Regions from separate parts of the Homo sapiens genome. Here region 1 is linked to region 2. Evidence: chromatin loops called from intact Hi-C (ENCODE). Cell type or tissue: endothelial cell of umbilical vein. All regions are shown on one strand. Links, peaks and the distances in the headings refer to the core of each region. The heading gives the core; the rest is flanking DNA.

What was found. A loop is a pair of places that touch in the nucleus more often than their neighbours do. Peaks named below come from ENCODE experiments on the same cell type or tissue, not always from the same donor. Only the 100,000 strongest peaks of a DNase experiment are listed, where the experiment ranks them.
Region 1: a loop joins it to region 2, with 2.5 times the contacts of the local background. A loop is called at or near these places in 1 of 110 quality-filtered maps.

Annotation. Positions count from the first base shown.
Region 1 is chr1:7,757,533-7,765,370 of GRCh38, reverse strand. All of the region lies in intron 22 of CAMTA1 (calmodulin binding transcription activator 1), which reads right to left. Among named protein-coding and RNA genes, the nearest start is that of VAMP3, 9.8 kb to the left of the region's middle. In endothelial cell of umbilical vein, for the core only: no CTCF peak of the experiment used is centred there; a DNase peak (open chromatin) is centred at 5,000; H3K27ac peaks cover 435 bases.
Region 2 is chr1:7,535,181-7,543,018 of GRCh38, reverse strand. All of the region lies in intron 6 of CAMTA1 (calmodulin binding transcription activator 1), which reads right to left. Among named protein-coding and RNA genes, the nearest start is that of CAMTA1-AS1, 97 kb to the right of the region's middle. RefSeq lists an enhancer at 4,096-4,801. In endothelial cell of umbilical vein, for the core only: a CTCF peak has its summit at 3,090 (motif pointing right); no DNase peak of the experiment used is centred there.

The sequences.
Region 1 (7,838 bases), core at 1,904-6,903, 220 kb before region 2:
TAAAAATCAGTCTCAGTTTTTTTGGATATGGCCACCTGATGTAGATGGGGTGCTGGGGAAGCTGCTGTCTGCTGTAAGAGTATTTCTCTACACTGACAATTACGAACCTGCCTTAATAGCAGAATGATCAAATGTAAGGCAATGCATGTGGTGTAAGTCACAGTTTGTGGTACTGCATACCATATAATAACATTTGTTTCCCAAAAATGGATGTGAGAGGCTGATTTAGCCAAATAGGAGCAACAGTTTCTTAGGACACCATACTCTACTGCAACAGCATGATCAGGAAAAGGTGGATTTGTCGTGGTGCTATACAGAGGGCTATAATCTCAAATATATTTTTCTGATTCTCTAAGAGGCTCTCCTATTATCTTAAGTTATACCAGTAAAGTAAAACTTTTTTTTTTTTTTGAGACGGAGTCTAACTCTGTTGCCCAGGCTGGAGTGCAGTGGTGCGATCTCGGCTCACTGCAACTTCTGCCTCCTGGGTTCAAGTGATTCTCCTGCCTCAGCCTCCCGAGTAGCTGGGATTACAGGCACGCACCACCACGCCTAGCTAATTTTTGTATTTTTAGTAGAGATGATGTTTCGCCATGTTGGCCAGGCTGGTCTTGAACTCCTGAGCTCAAGTGATCTGCCCACCTCAGCCTCCCAAAGTGCTTGAATTACAGGCATGAGCCTACCAGGCCCAGCCTCAAGTAAAACCTGATAATACTCAGGCAGAAAGAAAATAGTGTGAAAAAACCAGTAATCAGTTATTGCTATATTGTATAGGTTGAGAGTCTGGAATGGCACATATGGTATAATAGCAATTTAAGAAAACATTTATATTTACCACTTCCAAGCAGAATCATTTCTGAGTATTCTGCAAAGTTGATACAATCTCTTCATAGAGAAGATGCTCTCTTTTAGAAGAAAAGCTTTATGATGTTATCAGTAATACTAAAAAGAATTATAATCTTTGAAAACTTGCTTACTTGTCTGATTTACTTACTACATATACCAAGCCCTAGCTTGGTCCTAGTGTGATTTTTATAAATGACAGTGACAAACAGTGTATCTCTAAAACTGTTGAATCTTTTTTTGTTAACAGGCACAGTTAGAATACATTGCTATGTTCATGAGTAGATCCAAATATCATTTAGTTTTAAATTTTATAATTAAATATACCATGGATTAATTTGGGTCATATTACAGTATAGAATTGTACATCACTATAGGTCCCTAATTTTGGACATGCATACTTGATAAATAAATGGCTTTTTAAAAATTGAAACATGCTATAGTCTGTTCAATTTTTAAACATGCAATATCTATACTAACATCCCTTTGGCTGGAAATGCAAGGCATGCACTGATGCCAACTTCGCTTCTGGACATGCAATATCTGTACTTGTGCAGACCTATCTGCTGAATTTCTGCAGCGTGTGCATGCCACTTCAAATGCTACATTTTCTTTCTGCACTAGCACAGACCTCATTCACAAATATGCGACAGTGACTCCATCACTGATGAGATGTCTATAATTTGAGGAATTCTGAACTCAAAATCTGATAGCATAAACACGACGATGTTATACATTCACAATTTTTCTCGAATGAACAGGAATGCTTTAGAAATATTAAGTTCATCATTGAGATGAAATAAAAAGGAGAGTGAATTATAAGCCAGAAATGTTTTATGTGGTTTCATACCAAAGAATCTATAATCAGCTGGTCAGGGGAGGTATACCCTAAACATTTTTCTTTTAGTTAAAATGGTCACATTTGTTTTTGCAGTTTTTTCAGTTTCTTTCAGAACTAATTAAAAAGTTAAGTTTTCATAAGGTTTTAAAGTTGTCAAGTAAATACTCTATGAAATTAGTGATGGCCTCACAGACCACGAGGTTAAGGAGAGGTGCATGTCCACGTACAATGTCTACGCAGGAAAAATGAGAACAATGCAATTTTCAGATATATTTTCCAGGCTTCCACAACTCCTGAGTTAAAGTGGAGAATTTAGTTCTTAGCTTCATGATAAAGTTATCATAGTATGCTAGCATTATACATGACATCAAAATGACTTAAATGGCACAAACATTTTTTACAGAAAGTCGTTCAAGGAGGAATTAGAAAAAAAAGGGGAAAATGAGAGAGAAAAAGTATTAAATTCCAATAGCTATACAGGTTACTTAATATCTGTTACTTTATGTAGTCCTCACAACACTGCCATTAGCTCCAATTTGTAAATGCAGAATCTGAGATTTATAGGAATTAAGCAATCTGCCCCAATTCACACAGTTAATAAATGGCAGAACAGGGAATTGAGTCCAGGTTTGTCTGACTTCCAAACCTATAGTTTCAACATTTCACTGTCTCTAAAAATATCTCCCAGGATAACACAGAAGTATTTTAAAAATCATATTTTATTGTTTTTTCTAAAAGACTTTATAAGAAACATGCATTTGGAAAATTTCCATGGTATGAGATGAAATTAACAACAATTACATTTTCTCAATTCTAAGGTGTCATCTTTTATAAGACACTATATTGATTTTATTAATAAAAAACATTCTTGGTGGGGGAAGACCCTCACATAAAATGTACTTATTGATTTTACAACACAATTATTTAGAATCCTAAAATGTGTGAAAAGAATGTGTGTAAGAATCAAGGGAGATTTTTAGCTTTATTCTCCAATTTGCAATTTATGGACCATATAGATGTTAACTTACCTCTGAAAGTTAACATGAAATTGAGAGGCTTACTATCTGCCCTAGTGAAATCATAAATGAAGTTTTATGTTACTTGAGAGTAGATTATTAGGATGAGACAGTGGGGCTTAATTTTTGTTTTGTTTTAAATCAAATGTCAACTGGATAAAATAATGTTTGAATGTTATATTGCCTCCAAAGAAACAGAAAACAATTATATCACCAAAGTGATTTAGAATAACATATACTAGAATTTTAAAACAAATTTTAAGAAATAGATGTTTCAAATCAGAGTGTTTCAAATGGCTAAATTTATGATCACCTTGTTATTAGTTAAGGACATGAATGATTATTCAGGCAGATGTTAAAAATAAATCTTTACCAATGAGAAGGATACAAAATAGAAGTTTAACCATTATTATCTCTGGGTGATTCTCCTTGGTTATTTGTATTTCCAGAATTCACTACAATTAGTATGTGCTGCTTTTGTAATAATAATTATTCCTGCTTGTTAGCTTTTATTTTCTCCACTTATTTAGAGAGAGGGTTGACCAGACTGGAGTGCAGTGGAACAGTCATAGCTCACTGTGGCCTGGAATTTCTGGGCTCAAGCAATCCTTAGCCTTAGCCTCCTGAGTAGCTAGACTACAGGTACACATCACCATACCTGGCTAATTTTAAAATTTTTTTGTCTAGACAGGGGATCTAAATATATTGCCCAAGCTGGTCTTGAACTCCTGGCCTCAAGCAATTCTCCTGCCTCAGCCCCCAAAAGTGCTGGGATTACAGGCATGAGCTGCTTGTTAGTCTTAAAAAAAAAAAGTGAATTAGATCGTTTTCTATCTGTCTGTTACTAATCTGTCTTACAAATGCTGTGTTCATATTATATAAAAACAACTGAAAAATTCATTGGAAGGAAAAAAATTCAATTTTGTAGACTGAAACCAAAATCAATGGACTGAACTGGTTTCATTAACATTACCTATGTTGTAAGCAAATTTTTCAGTATACAAACTTGGTAAATATAGACAAGAATTTTTGAAATTGGAATTAGACTTGAAAATCCAGGACCTGTGGTCACCATATCTATAGAACTTGGAACACAGGTGCATGATAAACTTTTGTTATGTTACACACACTTAGCTAAGGGTTACTGAGTGCTCAGTTCTCTTAAGGAATTACAACTGTTCGACTCATTCAGGGCTAAGAAAGAACTGAATCTAAAAATGTCCAGGCTATCTAAAAAAAAAAAATTATAACTGCACTTACTTCTAAATTCACTTACACAGAAGACAGGCAAAGCAGTCTTCCCTGAGCTCATAGAGGCAATGCAGGACAGAAGCTACAGTTCCCACAGCGCCAGTGCTGCCCTCAGGAGAGCTGTGCGGCCACATTTCTGACTCCTATCAGTAACTTGCAAAGTAGAACTCTTATTGGCTCAGACTCACAGTAATTAGAATAGCAAGACTGACCTGTTACCATTCAGCTATTAACATTAAAGACAATCCCAGTATTTCCCCAAGCATTCTAGGCTGAGAATAATCACCACTCTGGGATACCATTGTAGTCTCAATTCCCCCTTCCCAAAAAGTTGCATCGTAATGTACTGAAGTGATGTCGTAAGCAACAGCACTGAAAGCCAGCAAAAGCCCACAGGGTTTACTTCCATCAGACGTCCAATGATCATTTATGAATCAATGAAGTAGGCCTGCTTCAGAAACTTGTAGCAAACAATGGCTCCATGGGTAAAGCGTAAGGCAAAGCTGCTTCATTACATCTACTCAGTGATGCTCAGCCAGAGAAATGTCTCATGAGTCAGTGGAGTTCAGCGGGAATATTCTCGCAATGCTGGACGTCAAAAATAGACAGGGCAGCGGATGCGGCTTTCTGATTATTACCTGTTGCTTTGAGAGCTGCAATAGCTTGTGGGGAATTTAGGAAAAGAGAGATCTTGCCATTTTCCAGAAATCTCATTTGGATTGCAAAACAAAAAAGACAGAGAGGCCCAATAAGAATGACACAGAGCATGTTGTCTGCAATTTAACACACACCACTGTGTTCCAAAAATATTCATTTCCTAAAAGAGGCAAGTGAGACAAAATTACTTTGAAGATTTAAAATACATCCATGATGACACATCCCACATTCACGTCTTACTTCTCATGAACACATCGGGCCACTTAGAAACTATGCCTCATGCCAAATTGAGCTACGGAAGTGTGAGAACACATTTGTTGACCCTAGAGCACTGTTTACTTCTCAGTACACTTCCCCGCATTGTTAGAGAACTGTCCCTTGGATAAAAGTGTACATAAAACAGCCAAAAGTGTAAGCGTAATTTTCAGAACTTGGTAATGACCCAGTGCAGCTATGACCCGGGGCTGTTCTCAGAAGCACACAGCAGAGCTGCTCTGTTGAGACCCCTACTTACCAGCTTCTGGCAAAGTGTTTGGAAACCCGGTTCTCAAATAAAAAGAAAATATGTTGTTTGAAAATATGTGACTAAAAAGTGTTATTTCTTCTTCCTCCAATTAAGGTTTTGTTCCAGTAAAATAACTGCACCTGCCTTTACTGAACACAGGTGACTAGGCCAGCAGTTTATAAGAAATAGGTTAATTAAATACTAGCATTCCCACTGCTTTTAATAACACCCATAGTGATTGTTACAGTTTATAAAGCCTTCTCACAGAAATAGTGTCTCGTATCGGGAAAGGAGGAATTTGTCTAGAAATTGCTTTTCAAAGAGCGGTGTCACTCATCTATGAGAACACTTTCTACTATCCACGAAAAATAAATGTCTTAGAGAAGTGGAAAGACATTTTCTGTCTAGAAAAACAGGCATTTTAGTTTTTATTTTTTTAGGTCAAGCAAGTCTCAATACCTTGAGGATAAATCTGTTATGTAACTGAACTACCTGCTAACATATGAGGTATCTTGGTTTTTCTCTATGCAACTGAATAATATCCTGTTAGATATACTCAAAATCCAAATGAAAGTATCTTTTCAGCATATGTACTTTAAAAGTTTCTTAAACCTTAAAAATCCTTCAGTCATTTGCTGAGAAATCACTTTTGTTAATTTAAATAATCTCTTTGTGTAGAACAAAAGTTCTCTCCTAAACACAGCTATTGTGTCCAAGACAAAAAACAGAAAAACAAAAAACAAAACAACCAAAAACCCTGATGACAGTATCGAGAGTTTGTTAATTTCACTTTAAGTTACTGGATAAATTAAGAGGTAGGCCTGAAGGAAAGGGGGATAAAAGTGAGCTGTACTCAGTGAAAAATATTTGGTGCTTTTTCTTAGCCTTCCCCAAGCAAAGACTAAACATTTCAAGACACAAGTGGTATTTTCTGATTGCTCTGCTGCTGGAATTTGTCTGTCGTGTCTTAATTCTGCCTTTTTAGATCTCCCCCTGCTCCACTGACGTAGGAGTTTGGGTCAGTATTAGTGTTTAACAAATACTGTCCCATAAAATTTAATTCTGTAAGTTTCCAGATATTATTTTTCTTTTCTTTTCTTTTCTTTTCTGGGACAGGGTCTCACTCTGTTGTGCAGGCTGGAGTACAGTGGCACTATCATGACACACTGTAGCCTCGACCTTCTGGGCTCAAGCAATCCTCCCACCTCAGCCTCCAGTAGCTGGGAAAATATTATTTTTCAATGTATAAACCATGTTTTAAATATGGAATACTTTACAAATTAACAAAATAAGTATATTATCTTTTTTTTTTTTTTTTTTTTTGAGACAGAGTCTCGCTCTTTTGCCCAGGCCGGACTGCAGTGGCGCTATCTCGGCTCACTGCAAGCTCCGCCTCCCGGATTCACACCATTCTCCTGCCTCAGCCTCCCGAGTAGCTGGGACTACAGGCGCCCGCCACCGCAACCGGCTAATTTTTTGTATTTTCAGTAGAGACGGGGTTTCACCATGTTAGCCAGGATGGTCTCGATCTCCTGACCTCGTGATCCGCCCGCCTCGGCCTCCCAAAGTGCTGGGATTACAGGCGTAAGCCACCGCGCCCGGCCCAAAAATAAGTATTTTATCTTAACATAATTTCCACGACTATAAATCTTCCTCAGAGAATGCTCTGCCTCCCAAGACTAATTTCAACTTGGGGATTGTTAGAGGGAGTGCCACTGTGACTTCTCCGATGGAAGAACGAGGGAGAGAAGATCTTATTGGCAATCATACAAAGCCATATATACGCTATTCCTTGGTTCACAGAGTTAGCTAAATATCACCAGGATAGAAGGAACCTTCTCAGCCCCTATCTCTCAAACTTGCATAGATGTCGTGAGGCATAAGGGGTGTCATGAGATTCCAACTTTCCATGCATGAGTAGGAGTTTTAGGAGTTCACAATAGAATGCAGCAGGCATTAAAGAAATTGAGGTTGGGATTCTGGTTTGCATTGAAAAGCACCTTCTGAAAATGTGCTCTTAAAAACGGTCATTAACATACCAGAAACTAACAAGTTTCAAAAACGCATAAGCAACCACCTCCCGTAAAAATGTTGTCCTTGCAGCAGGTGATATTAATTGCATATAACATGCATGATACTACAAGTTGTAGTTGAACTGAACACTAGGGCATGCATCTATTCTCTTGGAGGTTTTTTAAAATGGAAAGAAAGATTATCTATATATATGCAGAGGGTGAGAGGGAATAGAGGGAGAAATGGAGATTTTTGTCCTCTTTTTTTCTTACATTTCAAAAAAAACGTCTCCGAGCCAGCTCTATCACAAGGGACCTGAAATATTTTAATTGAGAACAATTCCTTAAGTCTAGAGAGGATTAATTAGTTAAGTTTACGTAAGAGTATAGCTGCTTTTTTCCCCCAAAAAACAAATTTTTCCTTTAGCAATTATTTATAGTTTTAAATAAATGAGCCTTTAAATCTTTAAAATTTTAAGGCTTTTTAGGCTTTTCTCTTTTTTTTCTTTTGAGACAGAGTCTTGCTCTGTCGCCCAGGCTGGAGTGCAGTGGCACAATCTTGGCTCACTGCAACCTCTGCCTCCCGGGTTCAACAGATTCTCCTGCACACGCCACCATGGCCAGCTAATTTTTGTATTTTTAGTAGAGACACGGTTTGACCACGTTGGCCAGGCTGGTCTCGAACTCCTGACCTCAAGTGATCCGGCTGCCTC
Region 2 (7,838 bases), core at 1,171-6,170:
GTGGAGGGCGCCTGTAGTCCCAGCTACTCGGGAGGCTGAGGCAGGAGAATGGCGTGAATGCGGGAAGTGGAGCTTGCAGTGAGCCGAGATCGCGCCACTGCACTCCAGCCTGTGTGACAGAGCAAGACTCCGGCTCAAACACACACACACACACACACACACACACACACACACACACACTGTGTTTTAGGCCAGGCGTGGTGGCTTACACCTGTAATCCTAGCACTTTGAGGGGTCAAGGCGGGCAGATTCACTTGAGGCCAGGAGTTCAAGATCAGTCTGGCCAACATGGCGAAATCCCGTCTCTACTAAAAATACAAACATTAGCCAGGTATGGTGGCACACACCTGTAATCCCAGCTACTCAGGAGGCACACACCTGTAATCCCAGCTACTCAGGAGGCACACACCTGTAATCCCAGCTACTCAGGAGGCACACACCTGTAATCCCAGCTACTCAGGAGGCTGAGGCAGGAGAATTGCTTGAACCCAGGAGGCAGAGGTTGCAGTGAGCCGAGATCACGCCACTGCACTGCAGCCTAGGCAACAAAGTGAGACTCTGTCTCAAAAAAACAAACAAACAAAAAAAACAAAAAAATATGTTTTGAGAAACAGTGAATGACGGGGGAAATGCTTTTATACAATGGTAAGTGAAAAAAAAGCAAAACACTAAACCTCATCTTATATTATCAACTTTGTGAAAAGAAAAAATACCCATAGGCATGAGTATAGCAAAAAACAACAACAACAACAACAACAAACTGGCAGGAAATATAACAAAATGTAAACAGAGGTTATTTTTGGGTGATGGGATTATAGGTGGTTTTTATTATCCTTTTAGTACTTTCCCATGTCTTATAAATGTTCTACTATGAGTACGCCTAATTTTTCTAATTAGAAAAATATTTTAAAATTGTATTCATTTGTTATAATGAGCCTGTTTGCCTTTGTAATTAAAAATTTTTAATTAAGAAAAAAGTGAAGTTAAAAAAAAATAGCCATTCATGCAACCAGTATTTATGGCACACATCCTGTGTTGGGGTGTAACGCTTGGTTCTGGAGGAACGCCGAGGAAGCAGTGAGAAACATGGACGGTGCTGGTGACTTCATGGACTTATCTTGTTGGCCAGGCAGAGCAGTAAACAAAAAAACACGTCAGTGTGGTCAGCGCATTCTGAGCCCTTCCATGCACCTCTCCCAGGGTTCTGGCAGGATCTTGAGTTCACCAGAACCCCTGTGGGTGACCACCCTGGTGCCTGCAAGCTGAGCCTGGAAAGTTAATCACGTGACCACAGAACAACCAAAGGCTGCAGTGGGGGTTTGGGGGAACGCGCCCGTGTAACTTCTGTGTGTTTCAATGGTGCATGCCGGGGAAAATGTTTGTTAAACACATTACCCTTTAATAAACTATAACTTAAAAGGCAATGGCAGGTTCTAAGTAATCAATACGACATTGTAATAATTTCAAGCAAACAGAGATTTATATTCCGTGCACCTTGGGCAGCAATTACTTTATTCTTCTAACATACTTGTGAGCGCTGCTTTATTTTCACTTAAACCAATTTGCTTTATTGACCAAATCAAGTCCTGTGGCCATAATATCAACCCTTCTCCCAACCTCTAACTCAGCAAATCCAGTTCCCATCAATAATTATGACAAGGGTGGTGATTTCTTTCCTCAAAGCCAAGGCAGCATGGACGAGATCTGTCTAGAGGTATCATTTTCCCATTCTCCCTTCTCCAGGCAGGAGAGAAACAGGCAGGGGGCTTGCCCATGCAGTGAGGCCAAGGGTCAGAAAACAAATCCCAAAGCGTCAAAACGTGAGGACATGGAGGGAGGGAACCAGAAAGGAAGGGAGGGAGGAGTGCAGGAGAAAGAAAGGAGGCTGGAGGAAGGGCATAAAATCTGGGCCATGTACAGCTGGAGCCTCGAGGAAGGTCACTCTGTCCTGCCCAGCACAGCCCCCACATCCCTTTTTTGGCAACAGCCAGTGTGCGGAGGGACCCTGCAACCTCCAGTTCTCCAGGTCGACGTGCCCAGGGCAGGTTGTAAGCAACTTGCTGGGACGTGCCATTAGCTAAAGACCAATGACCTCTTCCCTCCTCCTGTTGGTGCAGCAACTTTGTGCAACTAATCAACTAATTCATTCAACTTCAGAGAGGTAGGCCAAAGCCTCTATGATTGAGTCAATTAATCAAGGACCAGAGTTTCAGGTTTTGGCAATAGTTTTCTTGACCTTTTTTTTTGACTATGTAACTATCTCTCAGAAGCCTTTAACTTACTGCATTTTTTACCCTCAACTGGCCCACGTGTTTCCACTTGTACTCTGGAAGGGCCAGCAATTAGGCCCATACGTCCAGGTTGGTGTCCCTGAGACACAGAGGTGGGCGGTTTTGGGGGGTGAATCCAGCTGTCGTGCAAAGAGGAATGTGCACAACATTTCCTGCACCAGTTACCCATGTCCTTGGAAAGTGTAGACATCTATTGAACTCACAGCCATGGAGCTGAGCTGGGGCCTGGATGCCGGACTGCTACCCTTCCAGCTTCTATTCTCCCCAGCAGGAGCTGCTTTCCTGGGTGGGGGGTGGCAGGATTTCAGAAACTCAGCCAGGAGCTCATGGAGAGACTCCAGGTTAGGGTTCTCTCCTGGTAAAATCTGGTCCCCAAAGGAGCTCACCCTGACTAAACCCTGCCCGTACTCCAGTTCTAATGCTGGGCCCCAGCCTGGGTCCCCAGGGCTGGAATTCCTACGTGTCTTCCATCCACCCATCCATCCATCCATTTCTCCATTCATTCATGCATTTAATTAATTATTCATTGAGTCGCACTTATGCACCAGCACTGTCCCCATTACCAGGTACACAATCATGAACCAGGCACTGTTCTTGGAGTGGGGCCAGATCATGGCAACAGAATCACAGCACACAGAGAAGGATGTACAACGTTGGGTGTGTACAGGGTTCAGAGGAAGCCCAGGGCAGGGCACGACTAACGTCCTAGAAGGTAAGGCTTCCTGGAGGAGTCAGCATCCTAGCTGGGCTCTGAAGGAGGAACAGAAGTCTGCAAGGTGATCCATGCAAAAGTAAGGGACAGCCCAGCAGAGGGCGCTGCTTGATCCCCTGCCTGAATCTCAACTCAGGCCAACCTTCTACCTGGCCCGCTAGTTCTCTGACTCATGAGATGCCTATCAGGCAGTTCTCATGCTGTCTCTGCAGGCACCTTCCACGTTGGCCCTGCCGTCTGGCCCTGCCTTCCTATGTCTGCCCTCATCATTCCTGGCTGGAATTTCTGTGAGATCTTGGAGGTGGGCAGACTCCACCATGCATGTGTGATGTAGCCAATTCTGTATGAGAACGATAGCATCCTAAGTGGAGTTATTTTGACACTGTTCCAGTTTGCATAGGAAACAGAGGAATCAGGCTGCATGTGCTGTGCAATGCACAACTCTAGGAGGCGCCATTCCCACAAACTTCGGAGTGATATATCCCCTGGAATGGTTCAGCGCAATAGCCCCAAGAGGAACATTCTTCACTCATACAAAGAAATATGCTACGTGCTTTCTCTTGAAACACATGGCCCACTTGTACTATCTTTCATTTCCCACTTTTGGAAGAAACCTGGGTAGAGGGAAATATTTCTTTAAGAAAAACCACTGTGCAGACACCATAAGAAAAGGCCACTGCTCTTCAGCCTGAGCACTGGGGAGATAGCCTGAGAGGGTGTGGCCTGGGAAGCCAGATGGCCCACGTCCTGTCCCCCAAGGCTGTGGCTGTCCATCAGTCCTGCCTGTTGCAGCCATGTGGGGATTTAGGGCCAGGAGGTCAGGTCTTCTGATTCTTCAAGAAAAGTCATACATCTGGGTTTGCATGTGAAACTCCCAGATTTCTATATGTGGGTTCAAATATGTATAAAACACTGGAAGGCCCGAGGGCTCTGTGCTTGCAACCCTGGCCCTGAGGGTGGCAGGCTGTTTGCATCTGGAGGCTGTGATCTCCGAGGGGAACTCTGAACCATGGGGAGGATGAAAGGGAAGGAAAGCAGGCTGGGACCCCTCTGGCCAGGACATGCTAGAAGGTGCTAGTAGTTCAGCGCTTGGGTACATTTTCAGGAAGTTCAAATGACCGGAAGCCAGGAAACTCCATGCTCCTCCAGTGTCAAAGTAGAAAGGTGGGTTCACCCACACTGATAGCTCTATGCTGCCTGGTCTAAGCATAGCCTGGGGCAGGGCCACCAATGGAGAGGCAGCTGGTCAGCTGGTCACACGCCCTACCTCTTTAAGAACCCCCACCCCTACATCGTAATGAGGCAGACTCAGTTTGTTGGGGTCTGAGGTCTATATAGTTTGTTCATTTTTTTTTGTTGAGAGACAGGGTCTTGGTCTTGATCTGTCATCCAGGCTGGAGTGCAGCAGTGTGATCATGGCTCACTGCCGCCTCAGCGTCCTGAGCCCAAGAATTTTCCTGCCTCAGTCTCCCTAGTAGCTGGGACTACAAGCACTTGCCATCACACCTGGTTAATTTTATTTCTTTTTAGTAGAGACGAAGTCTCCTATGTTACCCAGGCTGGTCTCAAAACTCCTGGGCTCAAGTGATCCCCCCGCTGTGGCCCCCCAAAGTGCTGGGATTACACTGCACCCAGCCTGGGTATTTTTTTTTTAATGAAAAGAATACATAACTCCTTGTGTATTCAGTTGCAGGGGCCTGGAGACAGCCTGTGACCTGGCCTGCTGATGTCTGCTTGCACTGACTCATCACAGCCAATTATACATCTTTCCTCTCAACTTTGCACTCAATGACATCATGCTGGTAGCCTGAGAATTGGCCGTGGTGGGAGTACTCGCACTATGGAGATTGGCAAATGCCACAGATCAGGCTTTTCCCCCTAGAGAGCTGGTTGTTCAACAGCTACCAGCACAACACTGCACGTGCAAATGAGGGCTCCAAGCTTGAGCATCATTAGCTCCGTGGTAAACTTGCCTCTGATCGTAACACATTTATTAGGCAGGGGCCCATGAAGAACAGAGCAGAGAAAAACCTAGAGCCACGACGTCAGACAGGAGGAAAGACTGTTTTCTGAAGTAGAAGAAAATAGGAAAAGACCCCTTTGAGAGGAACAGGTTTTCCCTTCTCAGTTTGAGCTGGGAATGAAAAAGATTTTAAAAAGTCTTTTTTTCTATCCCCAAAAGGCGAGACTGAACCTGGAGTTTCCCTTTGAAAAGTGCATGGTTTGGGGGCATTTGCTGAATAAAATCATCCCAAATTAAAATCTCATTTCCTTCCAGGGGCTAGAGAGTGTGTCTATTTGTCTGGGGCTAAAGGACCTAAATTCATTTTAAGGGAAGAGATTCATCAGTGAGGACGGGCTGAGAAGCTTCTAGGGAAGATCCTGCCCCAGCTCCTGTATCCCGATGCCCTTCAGCAGAGAGGCCTTGAGGACCAGCGTCCCCAGGGTCTGGCAGCCTCGTGGGCTCAGCCCCACCCCATTCCAGCTGGTGGCAGCCTGAGAGTCAGCCCCGCTGTGCACAGACGCCTTTTGGAGAAGGGTTGTTAGGACCTTGGCAGCCAGGGCTGTGTTGCTGCTGTTGCTCGGGCAGGGGCCTCTCTGTCCTGCCCACTCTGAAGCTGGTGGGGCTGCACCTGGCTGCTGGCTGCTCCCAGGGGCTCAAAGCGTCCTTCATGGTGTGGGGGAGGCCACTTTGCCGACTGCCTGGAGCAGGGGCTGTGTTTGCTTGGACTGGCTGCCGACGGGCAAAGGATCACAGGAAAGGTGTCCTTTCCAAAGACAGCCCTGATGCCCCATCCACTCAATCATGCTTCGCCCCATAAACCGTGGGGCAATGCGTCCCTCCTGCTTAGGCCACATGCCTGCGAGCTCCGAATGCTGCATTTCTCAGCTGTGGGGGAGGAGGCGCCCGCTGTAGCCCACAGCTGCAGATGAATGTCACCTGCTGCCTGCTCAGAGGCTGCTACCTGACTGGACAGGGAGCCCCTGCCTAAGCCGAGGGCTTCCTGACCATGCTTGGTCCAGGACGCTCTCTGGAGCAGGTGATGTCTTGAGATGGCAGAGGGACGAGGAAGATGTGGGCAGGGAGGGGGACGAGAGATCAATGGGGGCAGGAGCCACCAGAGTTGATGCCTGGGGTCAGTGAGACCTTGGCCAGCTGGGATCCCTGGGAGTAGCTCAGGGGACTCTTTAGAGGGTTAGGGCTTCAGGCTGCAGGCAGCGGGGCAGCACTCCGCGGGTGGAGCAGAGGGAAGGCCTTGGTCGGATCTGCTATTTAAATGAGCGTCGCGCCTGCCGTGCAGAAAGCCCTGCGTCCACACCTCAGCCCAGTGCACCATGGAGGCAGCCCTTCACACACTCGCTGGACCCAGGGGCCGGTGTCCCAGCCCCGTCCCTGCCCCCAGCAGCCCTGCCCGGTCCTAGTTTTGTTCCAGAATAGGGAACCCTGGGCTAGAGCCCCTGTCAAGGCCTGCCCAGCTCCAGTAAAATCATGATCCAAATTCTGGGATCTCCAGCTGCCTGTTTAAGGACACCCAATGGTCACAGACTTGGGACTAGGATGCAGAGAAACCGAACCCACAGCAAAGGGCAGGCTGCAGCGGCAGGGACGCAGAGTGAACCCAGGGGCAGGCACCTCCTCCCCGTCCTTTGATTTTGCCACAAAGCCCCTCCCTGCCGCTCACCCTGAAAGTGCTGAGTCAGTTGCAGTTACTTTTTAATGAAAGTGCAGAGCAATTTATTTTGCATGAGAATCTCCAACTATCTGCCCCTCTGGGAGCCAGACTGCAAGGGGTGGGGAAAGGAGCTGTGGGGTTTTATGAGCCCTGTCACTTAATACACACGATGACGGGGGCTGGAATGTCACCTCTGGGGGCTGCCATGTCACCTCTGGGGGCTGCCAGGGATGCTTGGCCCACTCTACCTTTGTCAGCGTTTAGTTTAATGCCACGAGGAGGTTGTTATAGCCCAAGTCTATACATAAAGGATTTACAATTAAGGTTATTAGCATCAGGTGGAACCTAAACTTGGCAACCTTGCATTTCATGCACAGAAATAATCGTGTAGTGCATTTTGTTCTGATTCAAACAACAACAGCAAAAAGACCGGAGCTCACCCACTGTGGGCTTCCCTTGCTAAAACATTTTCACACCTGTGGCAGCGCCCCAGGTTCCTGTGGGGTAGAAGCCTCTTTGAAAGGTGCCTGTGGGTCTCAAAGTACAGGGACTGGCTGAGGTATCACCTCCTGGGGTCATAGGTTGTGTCCCAGGGTGGTGGCCACAGAGAGGTGACAATACTAGGTGGCTGTCTATTAAACCTGCCAGGTGAGGTTCAGGAGGTGTGGTCTTCAGCCAAGTCTCCTGTGTTTGCATCAGTGACATATTCCAAGGTCTTCTCCAGCTTGCAAGTGGCCACTCGTCTCCAGTCCTGCACCCAAGAAAGTGCTGAGGTTTCCCGGGTACAGAAGCTGCACTGAGAAAGCGCAGCTTTGCCCATCTCTAGCGGGTGACTGGGCCATGCTCGCAGCCCAGACGTCCCAGAGCCCCTCCAAGTTTTACTTTAGGACCATGTCACAGGGCAGGTCCTGAGCCCACATACTCTGTCTGACGTAAAGATTGAGCCTGCCCCTGCACACCAGCAGGCTTTCTTCAGGAAAAGACCTGGGGGTGGAGGCGGGCGGCACTCCCTGGGCACTGCAGCTTCCCCAGCCCAAGGAAGAGCTCCCAGCCCTCAGCAGGCATCGCCCCAGAGGACCGGGGGCCCTGCCAGGGGTGCCTGACTTCAGAAGACACATGCTGGCCAATCAGAGCCCCTTGTCACCAGAGTCATTCGTTCAT